Regions from separate parts of the Mus musculus genome. Here region 1 is linked to region 2. Evidence: chromatin loops called from intact Hi-C (ENCODE). Cell type or tissue: left cerebral cortex. All regions are shown on one strand. Links, peaks and the distances in the headings refer to the core of each region. The heading gives the core; the rest is flanking DNA.

Evidence for each region. Hi-C counts contacts between places; a loop is a spot of excess contacts. Peaks named below come from ENCODE experiments on the same cell type or tissue, not always from the same donor. Only the 100,000 strongest peaks of a DNase experiment are listed, where the experiment ranks them.
Region 1: it touches region 2 in a loop (2.7-fold over the local background); 9 of 42 quality-filtered maps call a loop at or near these places.

Annotation. Positions count from the first base shown.
Region 1 is chr16:30,968,368-30,976,660 of GRCm38, reverse strand. The region is part of intron 3 of Xxylt1 (xyloside xylosyltransferase 1); the gene reads left to right. It overlaps Gm15742 (a long non-coding RNA gene), which reads left to right and starts at 190. Exons shown (of 2, transcript XR_384807.2): 1 at 190-3,254; 2 at 6,722-8,293. In left cerebral cortex, for the core only: CTCF peaks have their summits at 4,671 and 4,971; DNase peaks (open chromatin) are centred at 3,021, 4,478 and 7,211; H3K27ac peaks cover 1,760 bases.
Region 2 is chr16:30,862,276-30,878,573 of GRCm38, reverse strand. No RefSeq gene overlaps it. Among named protein-coding and RNA genes, the nearest start is that of Gm25375, 19 kb to the left of the region's middle. RefSeq lists an enhancer at 3,258-5,912. In left cerebral cortex, for the core only: a CTCF peak has its summit at 8,342 (motif pointing left); DNase peaks (open chromatin) are centred at 6,209 and 8,347.

The sequences.
Region 1 (8,293 bases), core at 1-8,000, 100 kb before region 2:
ATTTCTCCTCCTCCTCCCCCTCCTTCTCCTCCTCCTCCTCTTCCTCCTCCCCCTCCTCCCCCTCCTCCTCCCCCCCCCTCCTTCTTCTTCTTTTTGGTTTTTGAGACAGGGTTTCTCTGTGTAGCCCTGGCTGTCCTGGAACTCACTCTGTAGACCAGGCTGACCTCGAACTCAGAAATCCGCCTGCCTCTGCCTCTCAAGTGCTGGGATTAAAGGTGTGCTCCACCACTGCCCAGCTTTCCTGCTTCTTTTTACATAAAGAATATACTGAGCCACTTTCGTCATTAACACTTTAAAGGTGTTAAGTAAAGATCCGATGCTTTTATGTCACCTGCTCTCTCTGATGTGTACAGACATTTGTTTGAGGTAACTGAGCGACTCCACTGTGGGCGCCATGTAACACCTTACTATTGAGTTGCTGCATCCTGTCTGTGACTTCTCTAGTTCTGTTTCTGAAGTCTCATTTCTCTCTTGTGGCCCCTGGCCTCCTATCCCTGCATCCCACTCACACACCATGGTCCCTCGAGGTCAGCTCAATGGCACCAGGCACCCAGAGTGGTCCTGCTAAGTCCATGGTCCTAGGCTCCTATCTTCATTCACCATGAGCCTTTACTCAGTCTGACTCTGGTTGTCTGTGATGCTTGCTTGCCATTTTCACCTTGGTTAGGTTAGGAAACAGCCCCTGTAAAGGCATCCAGGGAGGGTTAGGGAGTGTGTGCAGTGCTGGTCTATGGATCCGACTGAATAGGTAGAGGAAAAAAGATGTGAATGGGTCAGGTGTCAGGATCATCGCTCTCTGCTCTCTGCCCCTCTGGTGTGTGAGAGCTCCATGCTCCTGCTGCCACAGCTCATGCTGGGCTCAGTCCTTCCTCCTCATTGCGGGCTCTACTTCAGACTGTGACCAAATAGCCTTCCTTAAGTACTTTCTTGTCAGTTACTTGCCGTAGCATTGAGAAAGGGGACTAGTTGGCATACTATAGTTATATATGTACTAACGTATGAAAGTAAATACCAGTGGGAGGTAAATTTGCAGGGATATTAGTCTTGGTTCACTTGATCAGTGAGTATTTAGAACATATGATCACATGGCTGAGTAGGACCCTTAGGTACATGCACGTTAGGCCTGTCCAGCCACCAGAATCGAGGTAGTCTGGGGTCAGCTCCTGTCTTCTTGGGGAGCCTGGACAGGTTCATTCCGTGCTGTACAAAGACGCCATTTGTACTGCTTGCGTGAGAGAATGTTACTGTTTCTTCCACTTTTTTGTTTCAGTTGCCCAAGTCCTGAGCCACAGTCCTCTCTGGCTGGCTGTGTGATAGATTTTAAAGGTCACACAAAATGTGGCCTCTTCCTCTTCCCCTTGAGTCAAGGGAGAAGCACAAGAATAATCAATAATTCTAAAAGGCAAAAAGCATCGTTGTTGCTGTTTTAAATTTAGTTCTTGTCTTAGCTTACTTAGGTCTCTCCTGGATTCTGAGCTTGTAGGAGTCGGCCTATGCAACTCGGAAGGATCCAGAAACTATCAATACTGGCTCCTGGGTGTGACAATGTTTCTGCACTTCCCTTTACTCCCAAATAAAACCACTTAGTGTGGCGGCTAGGCCCAGCCTGGTATCCCAGTCTGATATCCTTCCCACGTAGGGCTTGTGCCCCCCTCTTCTCCCTAGCTCCCACAGCATTGCCCCATGCCTGCCTCCCATCAGGCAGCCTGTCCAGTGGGATCATTTCAGTCTACAGATGCTTAAAATCCAGACAGTTGGAAAGTCTTCCGCCTCAGTCACATTGTTATCAAAAAGAAGAGAGAAACGTGGGTAAGGCGTGGAGAAAAGAAAATCCTTGTCCATTGCTGTTGGGGCTGTAGACTTACAGAGTCAATATGGAAAGCAGAAGTGCTCCCGCGTGTGCGTGCGCAAAGGAAGGCAGTCTGTGCTGTAAGGAAACCTGCAGTGCAGTCCGCGTTCACTGCAGCAGTGACAACTGTGGCCAGATACAGAGTGTCCACGGGTGGATGTGTGGATACAGAAAATGTGATAAACGTACACTGGAAGATCCTTCACCCTGTAATAAGGAGGATATTCTGCCATGGCCACAACGTGTGTGAGCTGAGGGCCTTCTACTAAGTGGTATAACCCAGGCACAGGAGGAAGACAGCTTGATCTCGCTTGTACACGGGATCTCAAAGGCAAAAGCTAGGTGTTTACTACACAGAGATGATTCTGGAGGCAAGGTGATAGCTACGGCCATAGAGGTCAGGGTAGGAAGAAAATGTAGGGCTGGGGAAGTCTCAGATCTGATGGACACCAAGGGGGTTGAAGGCAATAGCGCTGTTAGATTAAGGGTTTTTGCTATAAAGAGTATAGATTAGATATTCTACATGCATATGCGTTCACACGCATGTGCGCACATAATAAAAATGAACACATAAAATTAATTTGTTTATCTTTGTTAACCATTTATGTATATATAAATCATCACACTGTAAACATTAAACACATACAATTTAAAAATCAATTCTTTGCTAACTGTTGAAAAAATAAGGCATGCAGGACATACTTTCTGATGTGTTCCAATTTCATATATTTATCTTAGTACAGGGCCAGCTGTTCTCATTTCTGTTCAGGAAACATGATAATCAGAGATTCATTTCTAACCACCATACTTTACTCAGATTACACTAAATCTATAGTATACAAAGTGTCTCTGGGACTAATTAATGTTTTTAAATGTTTACCTAAAGCACATAGAAATTGTATACATTTCTCAAAAAGAGAAAAGAAAAATGACCCAAGGGCCAGGCAGGCTTTGCAGCAGGGGATGTTTTGCTCGGTTCCCTGAGGTGCTCATCAGTCTGTGTTTTCCCATGTGATCTAGGAGGTTAATGAAGGCACTGTGGGGCCCATTGTTATTTCTGCACTGTGAATTGATTAGCCAGAGGATGTACAGTGTGGCAGTGTGTGGCCAGGCCTGTGTGTCTCTGGCAGTGGCCCAACAGACTTTGAAGATAGCATGCTGCTTCCTAGTCACGACCTCTCGGCCATGTGCTGTGTTGTGGGTGCTCCTGGTGCTGTGCCAGCTCCTTACCGATGCTGGCAGGAGTCCTGGCTGTGTGGACACAGTAGAGACCTTTCTCGGAAAGTCAAGTTCAGCCCTTGCTGTTTGCTGGTGAAAGTGCATCTGTCTGGACTACTTCACTTCAGTAAGCGTGGGCTGGGCCCCTGCCTTGTGCCAGGCACGGGGCCAGGCAGTGGGGATTCAGGTATGTAAAGACACCATTTCTATCCCCAACGGTATGACAACTCAGTGGGTCAGAGTGGCTTATGGGGCCCTTGCAGACTTCACTAAGGAATTGGCCTCTGGGCTGTGGTTTGATTAGAAGGTAGCTGTGTGGATGGTGAGGAAAGAGGGCACAGCAGCTAAGGCCCTGGTGAGAATGGCATATGCAGAATCAGCAGGAATGTCAGTGTGGATGGAGCAGAGGAACCTGGGGTGGACAGGGCATGGCCAGATGGCCCGGCTTCTCATGGCCTGGGATCGGGTCTTCAGAAAGTGGGGAGCGTGGCGTCACTGCTGTCAGGACAGATGAACAGCAGACACCTGCCTCTTGGCTAGATCACACTGTCTAACAGTGTGCTACAACTACGTCCATTCCCATAGGTCACACCGCTGGAGACAAGACCCGGTGCTGGGTGTGTAGACAGGAGGTCCAGGGTAAATATCATCCTTGTGGCCATCAGAAGGCCACCGATGAGGGCGGGACAGTGTGCCCATTCACTGCCAGAGCAGTGACTTGGTGGGAACAACAGCGGAGGTCAGGAGAGTCTTTCACAGGTACCATCTAAGGCCCTCCTAAAATTTCCATCCCTGTGCCTTACACTCTTGTTTTCCTCTATTTTTTATGCCCAGCAAGAAATAAATCTCAAATATTTACCAGAGGTACACTTAAAAGCAGCTTTTTCTAAAAGCAGCGTTTACACTGAGGAAGATTTCAAGTGCAGCTGTGGCACTGGGTTGTGCATCATCTGGCTGTGGCTTGGCTTAGTGGCCTGGGAAAGAGGATGGCGATTGACTCTTGCCAGCAGTGTGTCTCACCAAGGCAGAACCACCGCACCTGGGCTGACAGTGTGGACCCCAGTTGGACGGCTTTGTGGTGGCAGTCTCTGTGATGACACACCTTGTGTCTCTGGGACGAGCTGCCTGAGTGATGATGGGCACAGGGAGCATGCCCAGGTGTGAGCCCACGCACCTGCCGCAGAGAGCATGCGCAGATATGAGTCCACGCACCTGCCACAGAGAGCATGCGCAGATATGAGCCCACGCACCTGCCGCAGGCCCGCATTGTGCATGGGGAGTTGTGCAGGATGATTGGTTCCTCTTCGGTTTGTTATTTCCGTCTCCTGAGAAGGGTGAAAAGAGGAAAAAAAACCAACTATTTTCACAGAAAGTGTGTTTGAGAACTTGTCTCTACCCCACATGCTCTTGCCTGCCTCAGAACATTCCATGCTAATTACACAAGCTGCTGCTGCCGCCACAGCTTCCTGTTGGTGTCCACGGCTCTGGAAACCACGGAAACTGGTGACATCTATGCCTGCAGCAGGCTGCAGTACACATGAAGGGGGCTGACTTTGGGTGAGGGCAGTGTGCCCGCTGCACGCCAGGCTCAGGCCTGCTGGAGGAACACAGCTCACAGTGGCTTGTAGAGGAACCGTGTGGCACTAGGACATAGGAAGAGAGACAGCTGCTCCATCCACTGATTCTGTGCTGGAAACAGACCACGGACTGAGAGATCTCAGCCACGGACAGTGGCAGGAGGGTCTCTAGAGAGCTGGTCCCGTGTCTGTATCTAACGACTTGGTTTCCTCTTTGAGACAGGGTCTGACTACTTATCCTTGTTCTCCTGTAACTCTAGACCAGGCTGGCCTCAAACTCACAGAGATCCACCTGCCTCTACCACCCTAGTGGTGAGATTAAAGTCACACCTGCCTTCTTCTGCCACAGTTTTAAATTGCTAAAATATATGCAACATAAAAGTTGCCGTTTGGAACATCTTTAAGTCCATAACATTAATTCTGCCCAAATGTCCCACCATCACCATCCTATTTCCAAAACAGTTGTATTACCCAAGCAGAAATGTCATCCTCTGAACGGTTGCCCTGCATCTTTCCTCCTCAGCCCATGGCAAGCTCTCATCTACTTATGTCTTATACATCTGCCTGGTTTAGATGGTCCATGTCTCCTCTGTCACTCTGTGGCCATTAGAAGCCCCGGACACATACTGTTCCCAGCTCCCATCAGGGCTCAGAGTAGGGCTGTGGCCTGGCCTGAGAGGCAGTGAAGCAGAAAGGAGAGGTCTCACCGTTACTAGCTGGGCATTTTGACGGTCATCCTTACATCCTGAAAGCCTTAGTTTCCTCATCTAGAAAATGGGTTTAATAATGTGTACCTCCCAAGCATGCATAGACAGCTCAAGTATGTAAATGTGTAGAGGAGTGCTTAGGGACAGGTTTTGTCATAATTATCTGTATTATCGTAACCTGTACCTCCAAGTCCCATAATGACTAAAAGAAATCACTTATAAATTGTTCATGAAGTAGCTGGCAGGTAATAATTATTGAAGTAAATGCCAGCTACCCATATACATACATGCCATGTGCATTACAGAAAAACCAACACAGTGGTTAAGAGCATTGGCTGTTCTTACAGAGAGCACAGTTTTAATTCCCAGCGCCCACATGGTGTCCTACAGCCATCTTGAACTCCACTTCCAGGGGATCCAGTCCCCCTTTCCGGCTTCCACTGGCACCAGGCAAAGCAGCCTGCACATAGGTAACAATAACTTTGTAAAGCAACAGCCAGCAAGGGGCTTAGACAGGCTGTCCCCAACTGAGAGTCAACGCTCGTCCAGCAGCAGATTGCCCCACCCCAAGTAGGGCCCACTGTTTCCTATTTTCTTTCCAAGCAGCAGAGAAATGAGGAGTCCCAGGCAGTGGAGACTAGCTGACTGTAGAAGCTCATCTTAGAGCCAAGGCAAAGTCAAAACCAGAAGCTTCGAACGTGAGGAAGGTGTCGGGGTTCACTGCCCAGCCTCAGCGCTTTCACCCTTTTGAAGTTGGGAGACGGCTCCTTTTGGGATCAGTCTTTCGAACCTCCAGCAAACTATGGCCCCATCCCATCAGAGTTGAGAGAAGTGAGTGGCTTCCTGTTGTGTGGGGCCCTACGGTTTCCATCAGAGTCCCATTTTAAACACACAGAAGGAAAAGTATCCTGATTGGAAACCTGACCACACTTGTCCCCTTGTCCTAATTTCAGTGGCCAGCTAAACAAAGCAGCGCTTCTGGGAAAGAGCTGTGAGAAGGGTTACCAAGATGAAGCTGGAGGGATGGCCTCCCCAGGGCAAAGACACACTGACTCGGACTGCAGGGAACGTGTGTGTGTCTGTCACTGTGAGTGTGCTGGCTTGTGCTGGTCATGTGTGCGCACATAGCCCCTAGAAGGGACTCTGCTAGATGTCACCCGGCTACATCCTTCAACACGCACGGCCTTCTCTAAAGCTCCAGGAAAGAAGGTTGTCCAAGTTTCTCTTCCTACCAAAGCTGAGTGAGTGGCTTCTGGAAGCACCTGGCTTGGTTCTGTTGGGCTGCCGGCAGAACCAGATTCACTGGGCACCGGTGTCCCTGCCGTGAAGGCTGCCATGCACACCTGAGTGCCTTAGCCTTCTTTCTGCAGGTCTCTTCTCCACAAGAGTTGGCAGTGGCCCTGGTGCATGCTTCAGGGAGCTGGTAACAAGAACACTTGAGGATGTACCCAGCAGAGTGACCCGTCCCTGCAAGCACTTTGGGTGCCTCACCCAGCACTGGCCAGTGAAGGAAGCAAGCAAGCCGTCCTCCACCACCAGCCAAGTTACCTGATGCTTCATCTCCTGCCCCAGTCTTGTCATACCTTACCCTTCCTCCTATACTGGGGAGCCATCTGAAGCTAAAGGAAGAGAGATTGCACCTAAAAGGTGCCCGGGTGTCAGATACTGCATCCCGCACACGGCCCTCACAGCCTATCCTCTGGGATAGAATGTTGAGTTCTGGAGGAGCTGGGGCAGGACACACTGACTGGTTCAGAGTCCTCTGTCTGCTCCTCCACTATGCAAACGCTCGGCCACGTGACGCTGTGTCAACACCGCTGAGCTCGGCTCCATTTAGCCGATTCCCCAGACACTCATTTCACAGGCACAGGGAAACCAGAGGTGCTCTTATGTAAGAGGACCTGAGCGGGGAGGGAGGCAGGGAGCTTTGTGAGTACACATTGCTGTGACAGAGGGCTTCAGGGAGCTCTCGGGAAGAGTCGGGGAAGGAGGAACACTTCACAGTCAGGGGTTCTGAGGGGCCCCCACCATGCATGCTTGGTTCCTTCCTGGGTGGAACAGGTCAGGCTTAGGAAGGACCTGGAGATGGGAAGATCTGGCTCTGCAGGGACCTTAAGACCCCAGATCCAGCCCAGGGTCCCAAAACGGAGAGGCTCACAGCCAGCAGGGAGTGCTCTCAGTGAGAGCTTTGTCCTTCTGTAGAGGATGGTAAATTTGAAAATTTCCAGGATCCCATAGGTGCCCACCTGTGTGTAAGATGGGGCTGAGTCTGCCTTCTTCCTGTGTTCCCTTGTCTGAGCAGGCGAGGCCTGGAGGCCTGGCACAGCCAATCAGAGTCCTGCTCGTGAGGCAGGCATCTCTTGGTCTTGGGCAAGGGTCAGGGAATCTCTGGGAGGTTAGTGAGAGATCAGGGAGGAGAAACCAGTAGAGGATGCTGGCTAGCTCAGGGCATGTGGATTTCAGCAGTGCAGCCAGTCAGGGTCTGCTGGTGGCGTGTGGAGCCTGGCCTGGCCGTGCTAGGCATGTTGCCTTTTTCTTTTCTGCTTCTTCCACAAGGTATGTCCACAGCCCAGATTTCTCCCTCTGGTGGAGACCTCTGAGAGGAAGCCAGTGTTAAGAACTCTGTCCTCGAGGGGAGCAGTTTGGACTCTCCTCTAGCCCTGGGTTTGTGGTCATAGGCTTTTCCACAGTGTGGGCTAGATGCAGATGCACGCCCAACTGACATGGATGTGGCCCAATGATGACACTTCCTCTGTGGTCAGCAGTCATGCAGCCTGAACTGCCACAGGGAAGAAAGTAAAAGGACAGCTGGGCCCCAAGAGGAAAGGCGTCCCTGCACAGAGGGCTCCAAAAGGAAGGTTGGAAGGCTTGTGTCCAGAACTGATGGTGGGTTTGAACACCTTCCTTGGACAGTGGCTGGAGCTGGTATCTAACTTTAATAC
Region 2 (16,298 bases), core at 4,626-12,625:
CCTAGAGGCAAGTTCTAAAGGTAACACAGTGTGTGTGTGTGTGTGTGTGTGTGTGTGTGTGTGTGTGTGTGTGTGTATCTTTTATCTGAGGATTCAAGGGTCTCAGGAGTGAACTGGTAACATGACCCCTCCAGGAACAAAGGTGGGTAGGAAAGAGTGCTGATGGCACTGATCCTGGAGCTAAGCCAGAAAGAGGCAAGAGGGAGCAGGGAAGGACTGGTAGCGAGATGGTCATGTTCCCGGCAAAGGAGGTGGCATGTTTTTTGTATTTTTGTTTTTAAGATTTTTAAAGATTTTATTTATTTTATGTATATGAGCATTCTGTAGCTGTCTTCAGACACACCAGAAAAGGGCATCAGATCCCATTACAGATGGTTGTGAGCCACCATGTGGTTGCTGAGAATTGAACTCAGGACCTCAGGAAGAGGAGTCAATGCTCTTAACCACTGAGTCACCTCTCCAGCCCGAGGTTGAGTGCTTTTAAAACTGCATGCAACAATAGACATTTTTAGCAATACTTCTGTGTTAGAGTTTCTGTGGCTGTGAAGAGTCACCACGACTATGGCAACTCTTATAAAGGAAACCATTTAATTGGGGCTGGCTTACAGTTTAGCGGTTTAGTCCATTATCCTCATGGTGGGAAACACAGTGGTACACAAGCAGACGTGGTGCTGGAGAAGGAGATAGACGTCTACATCTGGATCTGCAGGCAGCAGGAAGCCAAAGTGACTTGAACATAGGAGACCCCCCCAAAGCCCGCCCCCACAGTGACACACTTCCTCCCACAAGGCCACACCTCCTAATAGTGCCACTTCCTATGGGCCAAGCATTCAAATACACGTCTATGGGGGCCATTCCTATTCAAATCACCACACCATCTATAGTCCAGCTTGAGTTGAGACACTCATTTCTGGACATATACACACTTCCTGAGACCTAACAGTACCCTATCTGGGGTAAATACACATTTGTTCATGTCTCCAGGAAAAGGTCATGCAAGAGTCGACAAGTTTAAAAATAACTTAAAATCCCAGTTCTATGAAACTAATACGATAGAAGCTTGAAAACATGAACTAGCCATACGTTTGATCTAGAAAGTGCTTGTCTCTAGAGACAGAGTGGAAAGAGCTGAAGAAGAGGACATACAGGTGCCAACCTAATCTGCTGCTTTGCTTTAAAAAAATAAATTCTAAATAAGCTATAATTTTTATTCTTCTAGATAGTGGTATTGCTTTTATTTTACTTTCTTTGTAATTTTCTAGAATCCTTAAATAAAAATTTGAGAAACTGTTAAAATTTTTTAAGAAATTGTGAATCCTGAGATGTGTGAGCGAAAAACCAGCTCCACAATTTTGAGCTAAATTTGAAGCAAGTTTTAAAGTCCAGATTTGAAGCTTGTCCACTCTGGATGGATTCTAATCAGGTCCACTCCTGGAATCCCAGTGAGGGCAATGAATCACATGTTACAAGGCGTTAAAGGCCACAGTATTTCCAAAAACTACCACTCCCAGCATTCCAGGAAGTTCCCTGGTCCTTGGGCAGATAGGGCTTACAGGCTGACTGGCTTTTATATAATATGGGCTGGTGAGATGACTAGTGGTCAAGGTGCTTGCAGCCAAGACTGATAACCTGCGTTCAAGCCCTGGGACCTACAGGGTAGAAGGAGAAAACCAACCCCTGAGAGCTGTCCTCTGATTTCCACATGCGTGAATATTGAAAGCACCCGTGTATATACATGCAAATAAATGTAAAACAAAGCAATACTCTCATTGCAGAAACTTGTAAAATACAGAAAGACACAAAGACAGAAATTAAAAGTCCCTGTGGCTATTGTAGTACCTTTTCCAGTCTGATGGAATGACACACTGAAAAAGTTAAGGACCCTACACACCGTCAAATTTTTGTGTTCTGCCTTTGTGGCTCAATAAAATGTTCTAGTTTTCCATCCACAAAATGGTTTTGAGCAGCTTCCTTGTTATTAGCGGCATCGCTATCCATCCTGTGGTGATGTCACTATTGGTCTTGAAGGTTTTCTGTTTTTATTGTTAGTCACAACACATATATTTTTTATTTTCTGCTTGGGAAGCTGTCCTTGAGTTCGGGGTCACAAAACAAGTGTCCCTGTGCTATCCACTGGGTCTGCAATGAGGGAAACACACTCTCGAGGGTAGAGGGCTTAGGGACCACTGATTTTCTATAACCTAGAAGGCCCTAGTGATACCATCCATGGTTAGGCTGCAGGCCTCCCACAGCCTTTATGCATTTGGGGCAGACAAGCCTATGTGACGTTGGGACAAGGACGTTGGGGCAGTTGGACACACAGGACTGGTCTGGATGGAAGACACAGCATTGCTCTAAGTGTGAACTGCTGTGCTATGTTGAAGGCTTGGTCTCGGGTCTGTGGTGCTGCTGTAAGAGACTGCTGAGACTTCGGAGGTGTGGCCTAGTGGGAAGAAGTTGGGTTATATAGGAGGTATGTCCCATAAAGGGGACATGAGAGCACTCAACCCATCTTTCCTTTCATTGCTTCCCTGTGGCTATGAGCATACCAGGCGTGCTATGCTAGGTCCTGCCCCCATGGACGAGCCCTAGAACCCCAAAGCAACAGGATCAACAGATTTGGACTAGAGACTTTGAAATATAAGCGCCAAATAAACAACTTTTCCTCCTCATCCTCGTCTTCCTCCTCCTCTTCTTTTCCTTCTTCATCTTTTTTCATCTTCTTCATCCTCCTCCTCTTCCTCTTCTTCTCCCCCTCCCTTCCTCTTCCTCTCCCTCCTCCTCCCTCCTCCCCCTCCTCGCCCCGCCACCTCTTCTTCTTCTTATTTTTTTGCACATTGCTTTTCTCAAGATGTGTCCCCCCCCCACCCTCTGTGGCAGGTTAAGTTAAGAAGGCAGCTGCAGGAGGCCTGTGGAGGGAGCTGTCGTCTGTGCAGTGGGGTAGCTGGGAAGCTTGAAGAGGTCACTGGCACTTGGGAGAAGTGTCCTTGTTGAGTCGGCTTCCCTTCATTTTGTTTTTATTACCATCTTTATTGAGGTCTGTTTCACAGATCATAAAACCCAGCTATTTAAAGTGTATAATTCAGTGGTTTTAGTAACTTTGCGGGGTGGCGGACGCCCCCTGCACCACAGAATTTTAGAGCTTCAGGGTGACCCACAGGCACATTTTCCAGTTGCCTGCCCCACCCCCACACCCTTCCCTAGGTGCCCACTTACTGGCTCTTCAATTACAGGACTGTAGGTTACATTCTAAAGGCTGCAGACCTCAGATCACCAGAACAGCAGGAAAATTGCAAGGCCTGGGTTTGTTTCCTAGTAATAGAGTTTGCTATCCCAAAGGCTGAACAGCCAGGGGCTCTGCACCTATTAGGTACACAGGGGCTCTGTACCTATTAAGTACAAAGGGGCTCTGCACCTTTTAGGTATACAGGGGCTCTGCACCTATTAGGGACACAACTTCTACCTGTGTCAGGCAAAGCATTTCTTTCCTTTGTCTCTTGATGGATGCATTCCTGAGTTCCTCCAGCCTCATCTAACTGGATGCAACTGCTGATACTGGCTTTGTGGCACATGCCTTTAATCCCAGCACTCAGGAGGCAGAGAGGCAGGTGGATTTCTGATTTCGAGGTCAGCCTGGTCTACAAAGTGAGTTCCAGGACAGCCAGGGCTACACAGAGAAACCCTGTCTCGAAAAACCAAAAAAAAAAAAAAAAAAAAAAAAAAAAAAAAAAAAAAAAAAGAAAAAAGAAAAAAAGAAAAGAAAAACACTAGCTGTTGGTTCTCTGCCTGGGTTCGGAGCTGCAGAGGGTATGGTGTGACTTTGTTACTTCTGTGATTTCTGCCCAATTTAGTCCTCATTTTCATGTTCAAAATGAGGGAAACATGGCGAAGGTGCGTCTGTAGGTGTGGTTATAGGTATGTAGGTGTGGCTGTAGGTTTGTCTGGGTGGCAGAGCACGTGCTATCGATGTTTGAGGCCCTGGGATCAAGGCCTAGAATACACTGAAAGAGGCATGAGCAGATCACATGCTTAGCCTGTCAGCATTTATGCACTCGGGCAGGAGATGCTGTATATTGGATTCTTCAAGATAATATATTTATAAACACACACACACACACACACACACACACACACACACACACACACACACACACACACTTTCAAATAACACAAGGCCAGTGCAGAAAAACTGCACAAAACTCAGAGTCAGCTCCGAGGCCTCCCATGCGTAGCCCTTGCTACAACCCAGGAGGCAGGCTTCCTGTCTTCCCACCTTATAGTGTTACTTTTGCAGGATTCTGGTGGCAGAGAAGGCATTTTGGAGCCACGGGGTGCCGCCTGGCTCTTACTGACCTGGGCTGCCACTCTGGCGTAACCCGGCTGCTTCTGGGCTTTAGACCCAGCTGTTTAACCTGCTCTCTAATTTCCCTCTGACCACGGGCCAGGCTTGGCCTCTAGGATGGTCCTTCTGTCTGCCACATCATCTGCTGCGTGACGGCAGGGCCAGCCTAGAGCGATTAACAGCGAGAGCCACTCCGGAGCGTCTGGGTAGCAGGTTGTGGCACGTCTCAGGGTAATTGAATTTTGTACAGAAGCTATCTCGTTAATCATAAATTAATGACTCTTCCAACTGAGGCAATTAAGAAGACCTAGGATTAAAAAGAGCCATATATTCATTTCACATCTGTCTAATTACCCTGAAGTTCACGGAGCCTAGGAGAATGGGAAAAATAGGTTCCATTCTTCTCCGTTGTACTCGACAGTTTTCTCTAGGGCTGGCTCCGCCCCAAAGGGGGAATTGGCTTCTGAAAGTGCAAATGCCTCTTTGTGACCTGCTAGGCTAGCATAAAGAGGAAGAGTCCGGACTTGGTGGGGAAAGCTTGGGGACCGGAAATGGAAACAACCTGAGTTGTCTGTCCGGTCCTGAGAGCCAACCTTTTGTTAGCGTCAAGGATCAGAAGCTTGGCGATGGGAGGAAGCTTCTAGGCTTTTCCACGGAGCCTGGAGGGACCATCTGAGCCAACGTGTGAGAACAGTGAAGTGAATAGAATGTCGCAGGCTTCTCGCGCCTCCGGGTACCTTGTCAGGGCGCCTATATACTCTTCCTCACTCTGGGAATTATACATGGTCAGTCACATTTTGAATATGAAAGAAATTTCCTTGACCTAACATACACTACACATAAAATAAGAACAAAGGGAATGAGTATTTTATTTGCACAAAACCTTAATTAAAGCAACTGTCTTAGATTTCCCAGTCATGTCTAAAAATAGTGTGCTACATCAAGGGCCTCTAAGGAAGAGAGGGAGGGGTTTGATAAATCCGAATAGAACGTTTAGATGTTCTCTCCAGAAAATGACAGCAACTTTAGAGACTGGGTAAGACTTGTAAGTCAAACCAAATATACTGGAGGCCCTGTAAAATTTCAATTAAGCAATAAAGGAGAAGAGGTGGTAGGGATGGGGGCTGGGTAGCAGGGAGAGAGAAGGGATGGGGGTGGGGAGGAGAGGAAGAGAGAAGATAAGAAAAAGGAGAAGGGATTTCAAAATAAAAGAGCTTTAAAGCCATTGCTCCACAGCAGGCTTTTGGATGGGGCATCTCTTGACTAACATGTCTGTCCTGTCCCACATGCCTGTCTTGTCCCACATGCCTGTCCTGTACCACATGCCTGTCCTGTCCCACATGCCTGTCCTGTCCCACATGGAAGGAAGGGCTCTTCAGTTTTCTGTATCTCCCAGTCAGGCTGAACTTGCCATCCTAATCGTCATACTGTGGTCTGGGCTTCTCTGTGCCTTTATATGCTGGTCTGTCAGTGTTCACTGCCCCACGACAGAAGGTGGAGGAGTGCATGAGCCCAGCTGTGCCCTTTCCTGTGCTGCCACCAGTATCCAGGAGGTCCAAGCCAATAGTGTGAGCTCTGTTTCACTGGTGACAAGTATCTCCTGCGGGCAGATCTCTGTGAGTTCAAGACCAGCCTGGTCTACAGAGTGAGTTCCAGGATAGCCAGGGCTACACAGAAAAACCCTGTCTCAAAATCCAAAAAAGTAAAAAAAAAAAAAAAAAAAAAATTAAAAAAAATGTTAGCACTGGATTCCTGGAAGGATGATAAGCCATCTGACTTAAGGCTATGAGAGTGTAGGAGGTTTCCCAGAAGAGGTGACAGACAGAGCTCACAGTGGTGAATTACTCGGTTGGCACTGTTCCCAGTACTTTACAACTGTAAACTCACTTCATGTCTCCTCAGTCCCACAAGTGTCCACTTTGGTGGAGGAAGAAACTCCAGGAGATTGTAAAACCTTCCCAAGAGCCACACATCTAGAACAGAGTGGGATGGGGTTTGATCTGGAACACTGAAGTCATAGTACGTGTGCTAGAGGTGTGGTCCCCTGACTGCCGCCGACCCCGCCCATTCTCCTGCCATCTCTGACTCCTGGTTTTCTCATTTGTAGGATGGGTTGGCAGTAAGCAGGCTAAAAGGGCCCTGGCTTTCTATAGTGTGTTACTTTTCATTCAGTTCATTTTTCATTGCTATAACGAAACACATGAATCAGGTCATGTCCGAAGAAAGCAAGGTTCTTTAATTCACCATTATGGAAATTAAAAGCTCAAAGAGAATGGCATAGGTTCCAGTGAGGGCCCTTGGCAGGGTGGTAGGAACACACAGGGAAGAAGGAAGCAGTCTCATTTCAGATGTCTAGGGCAGGGTGAGGATGAGGAGAGGAGGGTGGTGTCTGGGAGAAGTCGGGGGATGGGAAAATATGATAAAAATACACTATGTGAAACCCTCAAGGGGGGGAGTGGGTGGATAGGGGAGTGGGGGTGGGTGGGTAAGGGGGACTTTTGGTATAGCATTGGAAATGTAAATGAGCTAAATACCTAATAAAAAAAAAATGAAAAAAAAAAAAAAAAGCCTAGAATATTTGCCACCTGGCCCTTTATAGAAAGCTTTACAGTCCCTGTAATTAACAAGTAATAAAAGCGCTAGTTGAAGAAGAAAAAAAAAAAAAAAAAAAAAGAAACCCTCAAAGCATAAACAAGCAACAAACAAACAAACCCAGAAAGCTTAGACTCAGGGTTTTATATCAGTTTGATCTTGGATTTCCCCACCTCTTAAAGGTTCCACAACACCTTCTCAAGCTCTTAACAGCTGAGTGTGTGTGTGGGGTGGGGCTGGAGGGCAGGGAAGCAAACAACCTCCAAACCATCGTCTGTGGTTCTTGAGTTTCAAATGGAAAGACAGGAAAAGGGGACTCAACTGGACTCAACCACAGCATTTATGGTGACAAGGCTTGGCTGAGTCCATGACAGGCTTCAAATAGGCAATTAAGGATACTAGGCTTAAATCTCTGTTTCCAAGAACTGGACAATTCCGGGCAAGTCCAGGCCTTAGAAACTGCCTGCCACCTGGCCTGAAGCAAGGACAACGGGTCAGCAGCAGTTTCCAGACTTCCTCAGCAAGTGTCCAGCCCCCACACCCTGGTAATGGAATGTTTATAGAGATGGACCCAACAGATTAACATAGATGTCACCTACCTTGGATTTCCCTAATGTGCTTTAAATCAGGCCTGCAAGCTTACTTGGTTGTCTCTCTATTGGTAATGGGAGACCCCAGCATGCTGGACTTCTGCAGAATAAAGCACTCTGTGTGTTTGCATACTATTTGAGTCTGGGGTGTCATATTTCATGGACCCTTACAAATAGGTCCCAGGGGAAGGTGTCACAAAGCTGTTTGTAGTCATGCACTTGCCTCGGTGACCAGCATCATGTCCAGGCCACAGTAGGGCAAAGGTTGCTCTCACTGAGCATTAAGTAGCATTGTATCAAAGGTATGTGGGAGAGAGGCTTTGTCGGTGAGGGGGTATTGTTATCAAAGAGGGACAGCTCCTGAGACCTCACAACAGTGGCTGTCTACTCCCAATACTGGGTCAGTGCCCAGTTACCAGAACAGGACTTCATGTAAAGAGCTGTTAAGGAAAGTTAGCTAGGTAGCTTAAAAAGTCAGGAAGAGCCCAAAGACTGACAGGTAATTAGAAGCAGTTATGGATGAGGGAAGAGGAGGGAGTTTCTTCTAGCTCAGACACATGAGTAGAGGTCACCTGCCAGCTGTTGCTGTTGGCGGTTCAAGGATTGGAAGGGGGTTGTGGGACGGGGGAGATGCAACTGAAATTGCGGTGGCGGTCGGGAGGGGGAGTGGGAGATGCCACTGAAGCTGCGAGGAGAAAAATAATGCCTGGGATGGGAGCCCAAGAAACAGGAAGCCCTCAGGAAGGAGACAGCGAACAAACAGGAAGAAGCAGATCCCGGCTCCCACCTCCTGCCTGGCTGCCTCTCTCTAGCGCCCCCTGTTGCAGGGACTAACAGAGTCGGCTGTCAAAGCGGAAGTATGGACTCAGGATTCTCGAATTACCCATGAGGCAGTTGGACGTCTGTCCTGTTGGGAGCACAGAGTCGGTGACTAAACTGTCTTCATTCCTTCCTTCAGGTTTCTGGCATGTGTAGTCCCCAGAGGAAGTAGTTCATGGGACAGTCCTGAGGTTGAGGTCCGGGACATGCCGCAGTTACCTGTGTACCCCTCCCAGAGGCTGCTACTCTGCCCTGGCAGAGCAACTGGTGTTAATGGAGGAGGGAGTGGTGTGGCAGAAGCCTACACAGGTAAACTGAAACCTTCTCTGAACAGCCTGTGGGGTACCTGTCCCCTATTCCCTAGGGCTGTGATTCAGTGGACCTGCCTCGGAGCCAGGAAGCAGGTATTGAACCTTTAGCTTGGACAACCCAACACAGGTTCGGCCCCGACTCAGTGAATATGCTCAAACTCCTTTCCTGTCCTCATCTATTTTCTGAGTGAGTCACTAGCAAGAAGTACACTCTACCATATAAGGCACTGTGTGGCATTGGGCAGGTCATTAAACCTCAGAGTCTCTGTTTCCTCAGAATGCCTTCTTGGTCCTTTTATTCCTGTGTAAGAAAAAACAGGATGAGACTTTGGGCCTCTTTATCTTGCCTCCACCACCCCCACCCTTCTTGCAGGAGTGATATTTCAGCATTGTGCGTCATGACTTTTCTTTGAAGGCAGTCAATATCAGAAGGCAGAGTCTCTGGTTTAACTTGGAAAAAAACAAAATCCTGAAGACTCATGATGACTGGGACTTGCTGGACAGAGATGGTGGAGAGCCTCTGCTGTGGTCCCTGGGTGTGGAGACAGAGAACAAAGGAAGAATGAAGAGGAGGGGGCGGGGCCTCTTTGCAGCTACCTAAAGGAGGCCAGAGACTAGGTATGCCCCGAACCCTGGGCTCCTGATGAATTCCAGAGCAAGTGAGCTTATGAAGAGACTTTAAGAGTCTTTGATGAGGGCTGGTGAGATGGCTCAGTGGGTAAGAGCACCCGACTGCTCTTCTGAAGGTCTGAAGTTCAAATCCCAGCAACCACATGGTGGCTCACAACCACCCGTAATGAGATCTGATGCCCTCTTCTGGTGTATCTGAAGACAGCTATAGTGTACTTACATATGATAAATAAATAAATAAATCTTAAAAAAAAAAAAAGAGTCTTTGATGAGACTCAGTGGACTAAGGTCACACCTCCTAGCCTCTGGCTATTTCAGGGCAAGATAGCAGGCACCCAGAAGGGATAAGAGATGTGTACCTCATGAGAAAAAGGATTAGGGTGGCAAATGTTAAGTGTCAACTCTGAGTTCCTTTGCTGAGGTGTCTGCCTATCCACCGTATGGATTTATGTGCAAGATGTTGACTGCCTTCCTGGCTAAACTCAAGTTCTTGCAAGTTGACCCAAGTCTGGTGGTACTTAGAGAATAAGCCGGGCAGGTATCTGAGGATCACAGTCAATTTGAGTGAATGTTAGGAGGGCGTGTGTTCCCACAGCCTAGACCACTGTGGTGTCACTGGTCGGTGTTTTGGGGGCATTGGTGAGCTGTGAACAGATGGACCATTTCCCAGAGGTGAGCAGTGGGGATCCCAGCACAAGGCCTTCTGTGTCAGCTGGAGGAGGGGTCAGCAGAGTTGGCTATTGGGTCCTGAGGACTGGCAGATGTTCTTAGGCCCGCTTGGCATCCTCTCAGCCACGAGCACCTGCTTCCTCAGAACTCATTTCATTCTTCCCTGTTGAGTGCAGGTCTTGGGTGAAGAGTGATTTGGGACGTTTTCTTCCTTCCTTTCTTTCCACATTGTTTTGGAAATGAGCCACTATTGTGGACAGATTCCTGGTGGCTTTTAGGACAGGACCTGGAGGGCTGGGGTGGGTGCTTCTCGGGACAGGACCCCAGAGAAGCAGCCCCTCCCACACCTGCCCATTCTAGTAGTTTTGCTCAGTTTCCCTCCTTTCCTTGGAGGACGTGAGTGCTGACTGGATAGAGGTATCTGAGCCCAGAATGCATTGACCTAGGGTGCTGACACACAGCAGAAATGGACCAGCCTTCTTTCCTTCCCTGCTTAATGCTAACCTGCTGCCCCCTCTGACTTCAAGGATGGGGCCACAGCTTGTTGAAAAGATAACTCTGCTATGTGCTTGCCTGTGTCTGAAACCTGACTCTTACCCATGCATTACATCCAGAGACATCCAGAGGTGTTCAGTTCAAGCATCAGGGTAGAAGGGTTAGCACAGGGCCTGGGAAATGCGAGTATCATTGCAAGCCTTACAAGTGGTATTAGTGGGAAGCCATGTTGCTTCCCCATGGCTTAAAACAGCAGAAATGTCCTCTCTTAAGGTTCTGGAGCCCAAGAGTACATGAAAGTGTCAACAGGGCTACTGTGACTTTGTTCCTTGTCTCTTCCCATTGTCTGTGGCTGTTGATAGTCCTTGGCTTGGATCTGTGCCAGTTAGTTTTTTGTCAACCTGATACAAGCTAGAGCCAACTGAGAAGAAGGAGGTCAGCTGAGGAATTGCCTTCATTAGATTGCCTGTAGGCAAACCTATGGGGCATTTTCTTGATTGATGCTTGATGTGGGAGGGCCCAGCCTACTATGGGTGGTACCACCTCTATAGGCAGATGGTCCTGGGCTATATAAGAAAGCAGGCTGAGCAAGCCAAGGGGAGCAAGCCAGTAAACAGTGTTCTTCCATAGCTTCTGCTTCAGTTCCAGCCTCTAGGTTCCTGCCTTGAGCTCCTGCTCTGGCTTCTGTCAATGATGAGCGTCTAAGTTAGCGTTTCTATTGCTGTGAAGAGACGCCATGACCAAAGCAACTCTCATAAAGGCAAACATGTAGTTGGGGCTGGCTTACAGTTCAGAGGTTCAGTCCATTATTATCATGGCCGGAAGCATGGCATCATGCAGGCAGATGTGGTGCTGGAGAAGGAGCTGAGAGTTCTACATCCTGATCTGCAACCTACAGGGTGAGATTGCCACACTAAGCCTAGCTTGAGCATATGAGACCTCAAAGCCCGCCTCCACAGTGACACACTTCCTCCAAAAAAGCCACACCCACTCCAACAAGGCCACAACCTTCCTAATAATGCCACTTCCTATGCGCCAAGCACTCAGACACAGGAGTCTATGGGGGCCGTTCCTACTCAAACCACCACAATGAACCATGACTTAGAACTGTAAGCCAAACCCACATTGCTTTTGGTCATGGTGTTTCTTATAGCTATAGAAAGCAACTTGGGACATGGTCTCATCTTTTTAACCTTCTGAGACAGCACCACCCCATCTTTCCTGAGTTATCTTTATTCTACCTCATCTGAGTGTGGTCAGGTCTCTCTTGACCTTACTCACTAGGCATGAGGACCTCAGAGAAATGTCACCCCACCCCAGCCCACTCATCAGGTAACCTGATTACCCTTGTCTCAAAAGTTTGAATTCAGTCAGATCTGCAACGACCCCTATGGCAACTTGTATGGGTGTCAGGATTTAAGATGTCTAATGTTTTGTGGAGGCCAAAGAGGAATAAGTTGGGAGTGAGGGGAGGGCTTGATGCCTTTGCTCACTATCAGGGAGCTGCAGCTTGTTGCAATGCCATAGTTCAGGATGGTAATGTAGAGCCAAGCTCTTTAAACAGTGAGTGTTACCCCATTTGGGATTGGGTAAACTGAGTGTGGAGGTCACAACAAAGTTGACAACTGTGAAAGTTTCTTCAGCGCACAATGACCAAAAATAATTTCAGAAACCAAACTTCGAATGAATCTGAGATGTGCCTGGAAGTCCTCGTCCTGCCTTGCACAGTGTGATGCTGACCACAACAAACACTGGGCTCTGTGATGTCATCACAGCAGGCGGCACCTGCACCCGCAAACACTGCCTGAAATACCTCATCTCAGACATGAGACAGTGGCCTGTCATGAGATACTGTGTTTTTACTGCACATAGGAAGCATTTTGCCGGGGAGTGGAGGGAATAAAATATGGAGTGTAAAAAAATTAATTAATAATAAAAAAAGAAAAAAAGAAAAGGAAAGCATTTTGCTCTCATAGTAATACAATGGCTAACTTACAGAAAACAAAAAGAAAATTAAATATTTCCCCACTGCTGTACTAAAGCAGGTAAGTATCAAATTAGTGGACCTGTGCATTGTATTGTTTTTAGAAGGTTTAATTTTAAAAGTTGCTTTTTGAGACAGAGTGTGGAGCAGAGACTGAAGGAAAGGCCATCCAGTGACTGCCCCACCTGGGGATCCATCCCATATACAGACACCAAACCCAGACACTATTGTGGATGCCAACAAGTGCTTGCTGACAGGAGCCAGATATAGCTGTCTCCTGAGAGACTCTGCCAGTGCCTGACAAATACAGAAGTGGATGCTCTCAGCCAACCATTGGACTGAGCACAGGACCCCAATGAAGGAGCTAGAGAAAGGACCCAAGGAGCTGAAGGGGTTTGCAGCCCCATAGGAGGAACAACAATATGACTCAACCAGTACCCCCAGAGCTCCCGGGGACTAAACCACCAACAAAAGAGTACACATGGTGGGACTCATGGCTCCAGCTGCAGATGTAGCAGAGGATGGCCTAGTCAGTCATCAATTTGAGGAGAGACCCTTGGTCCTATGAAGGCTCTGTGCCCCAGTGTAGGGGAATGCCAGGGCCAAGAAGCAGGAGTGGGCAAGTTGGTGAGCAGGGGGAGTAGGAGGGGATAAGGGGTTTTCAGAGGGGAAACCAGGAAAGGGGATAACATTTGAAGTGTAAATAAATATATAATTAAAAAGAGGAAGATAACTGTGGGTATTCATCTCACCATAATATAAGTGGTAAAATTACGTGCATGCCAAAGAATTGTTGTAAAAATGACTTTTTTACAATTTATGTATGCCCATTTTAAAGACTGACTTAGCAGGTTCACACAATTTCTCAGGGCTCGTGAATGGGAAGTGTTTAAGAAGCCCTGATGTAGAGAAAGTTCAGAATTCAGATATACTTTTTACAGAGTTCTTAAGGATTATGTGCCACTGTAAAGTTGAAGGGAAATCATTAAATCAAGCCCTGGTGTGGGAGATTGCCTCTGTTTTAATTTCTCTGTGTTTCAAAACCACCTACATAGATGGTAGTTAGTCAATACTTAATTAGACCTTACTGATCTCTCTGCTCACTTATGGATGAGTCCCTGATATGCCAGGGTGCATTGCTAGATGAGACCTGCAGAGATGAAATTTAGTTATAAAGCTTTCTAGGATGGGTTCTGTGGAAACAAAAAATGTAACTCTCACCACAAAGGGGATAAGAGAATATTCCAGAGCCCAGTATGAGAGACACAGACATCAGTATGGAAAGCACAGATTTAGGTTATCCTGAATACCATGACCCATCATGGTGTCTGATGATGATGTTGTTGCTGTTGTTGTATTTAAATAGTAACAGAATGAAAAAACCATAAATTAAGGCAGTTTTCAAATATCTTGGTGGAAATGTTAGGTAAGTGGTTACAGCAGAGTAGAGAGACCTCTACTATAGGCCTTGGATGCTCTGAGCAGGTTCTTAGGCTTTTAGTTGCTGGAAGCTTGTGCTCCATTAATACATCCCTAAAACATTTACTTCTGAGTCCCAAAGATGTTAAGTCAGACACAGATGCAGGCCAGGGATGGCTATTAGAGTGGATCAAGGCAGTCCAAGAGAAATTGTAATTAGGCTCTGAGCCTGAAACAAGTTCCAACCTCTCCAATCAGAAAAGATCTAATTTGTTAGTCAGCCCCAAGGAAGGTGTGAGCTCTTTCAGGAACATCTGTACACATCCCTTATTCAGTGACCTGTGTCCTTAAGAGAGGGAAATGGACACACGTGTGCTTGCATGTGAGAAGACGACGTCATCTCATGCACTGCTCACACTGTGACCTGGACACCCACTGTCTTAGTTTGGGTTTCATTGCTATGAAGAAACACCATGACCACAACAACTCATATAAAGGGCAACATTTAACTGGGGCTGGCTTAAAGGTTCGGGAGGTTTCAGTCCATTATCATCATGGCAGGAAGCATGGTGGTGTTCAGGCAAGCATTGCACTGGAGGAGCTGAGCGTTCTACATCTTGTTCTGAAGGCTGGTAGAAGAATGGCTTCCAGGCAGCTAGGATGAGGGTCTCAAAACCCACACCCACAGTTACACACTTTCTCCAGCAATGCCATATCTCTAAATAGTTCCACTCTCTGGGCCAAGCATATTCAAACCACCACACCTGCTCAGCCTCCCAAGCAGAGAGGACTGTGGTATTGTTTTATCAGATCTGAAAGACAAAGACACTGCATCCCTGCTCCCCCGCCCATCTGTAGTCATTCTTCTGGGCTCATTTCATCCACACATTAAATGTCTGTTCTGGTTCTTCCAGGGGGTGTCTCTGGGTCTTAAACCACCTCTATCTGCCCTGATTTCACCTCACTCTGATACACCTGTATTCTCTCTCATCATTTCCTTGAAGGGACAGGATAAACTGGTTGAGATCTTGTTACATTAAAGGGACTGTCTGCCCTTTAATGCTGGGTAAGCAGAAAGCAAGCTATCAATAGTCAGCCTTGCAGTCCCCCCTAAGGTGTCTTTCCTGGTGCGTACAGGTGTAAAGCATGGGTGCGGGGTCCAGCTGGCAGAGGAAACTCTGCCTGTCAGCTCATGGCCACGCTCCTGAAGGTGATCCATGCTTAAGGAGTCCTGCTCCCATCACCTGATCCTTTGTTGGGATGGACTGTGCTTCTTCAGTGCAAGGCCCTTAGCTCTCCTAAGCCGAGGGAAGTCCTTGGGCACCGTCATAGTCAATGCCACCTCTTTCTGGTTCTCTGCTCCAGGAGTTTTTCAGGCGTGATGGGTGGCTTCATGGGCTCCTTTGTGCCTCTTGATTCTCCATTCTCCTCTTGTTTTGACTCTATTACCTTTATCGCATGCTTTCTGCCTCACTGTGGCTTTGTGATTTTCCCCAGCTCTTCAGCCTGCTCAGGAATGGCTGTTTCCGTTGCAGAGTGGTCATCTGACCTAATCATTAATTTTCAATGATCATATTGTTCACTTCTGTAATTTCCTCTTTAGTATATATGTGTGCATGTGTGTGTATGTGCATATGTGTGAATGTGTGTGTGCATGTGTATGTATATGTGTCATGTGTGTATGCATATGTCTGTATGTGCGTATGTGCTTGTGTGTGCATGTACGTGCATATATGTGTGCATGTCTGTGCATGTGTATGTATATATGCACATGTGTGTGCACATGTGTGTGTATGTGTGCATCTGCATGTTCCTTGTGTGGGGCACTTGTGGGCAAATATGAGTGCATATGTGTGCGTGTGCACTTGAGGTTAGAGGTTGCCACTGTGTGTCTTCCTCCATCATTTTCCATTTTATTTACAAAGGCTCTTGGTGAACGCAGAGCCATAGTTTCCGCTGCTAGCTAGTTTACCCTGGGAATCCCCTGTCTCCCAAGCCCTGGGATTGCAGATTGGCTGCTACACCTGCCTGGCTTCAGGTCAGCTGCTCTGACCTCCCAGCTCTTGTGAGCATGCTGCACCTCAGTCTTCACACTTGCATGGCTTTATTCATTGAGCCATCTCCTTTTGAAAATCTTCTATTTTTTTTATCTTTTCTGATATCTGAGTTTTGTTTTATTTTGTTTTTTTTTTGTTTGTTTGTTTGTTTGTTTTGACCTGTCAGTATATTCTTGATTTATTTAACCCCTTTAAAATGCCAAATAGAGCTATTTTTGTGTCAGGTCATAGTCTCATTGCTGGGCCCAATACTGTAAAGAAACAACTTAAGGGGGGGGGGGACTACTTATTTCACTCATGGTTTCAGAGAGTTCATCCCTAGCCTTCATTCTGTTGCTTCTGGGCCTGTAGTGAGATGGAACGCAGGATATGCGTGTGGACATGTGGAGG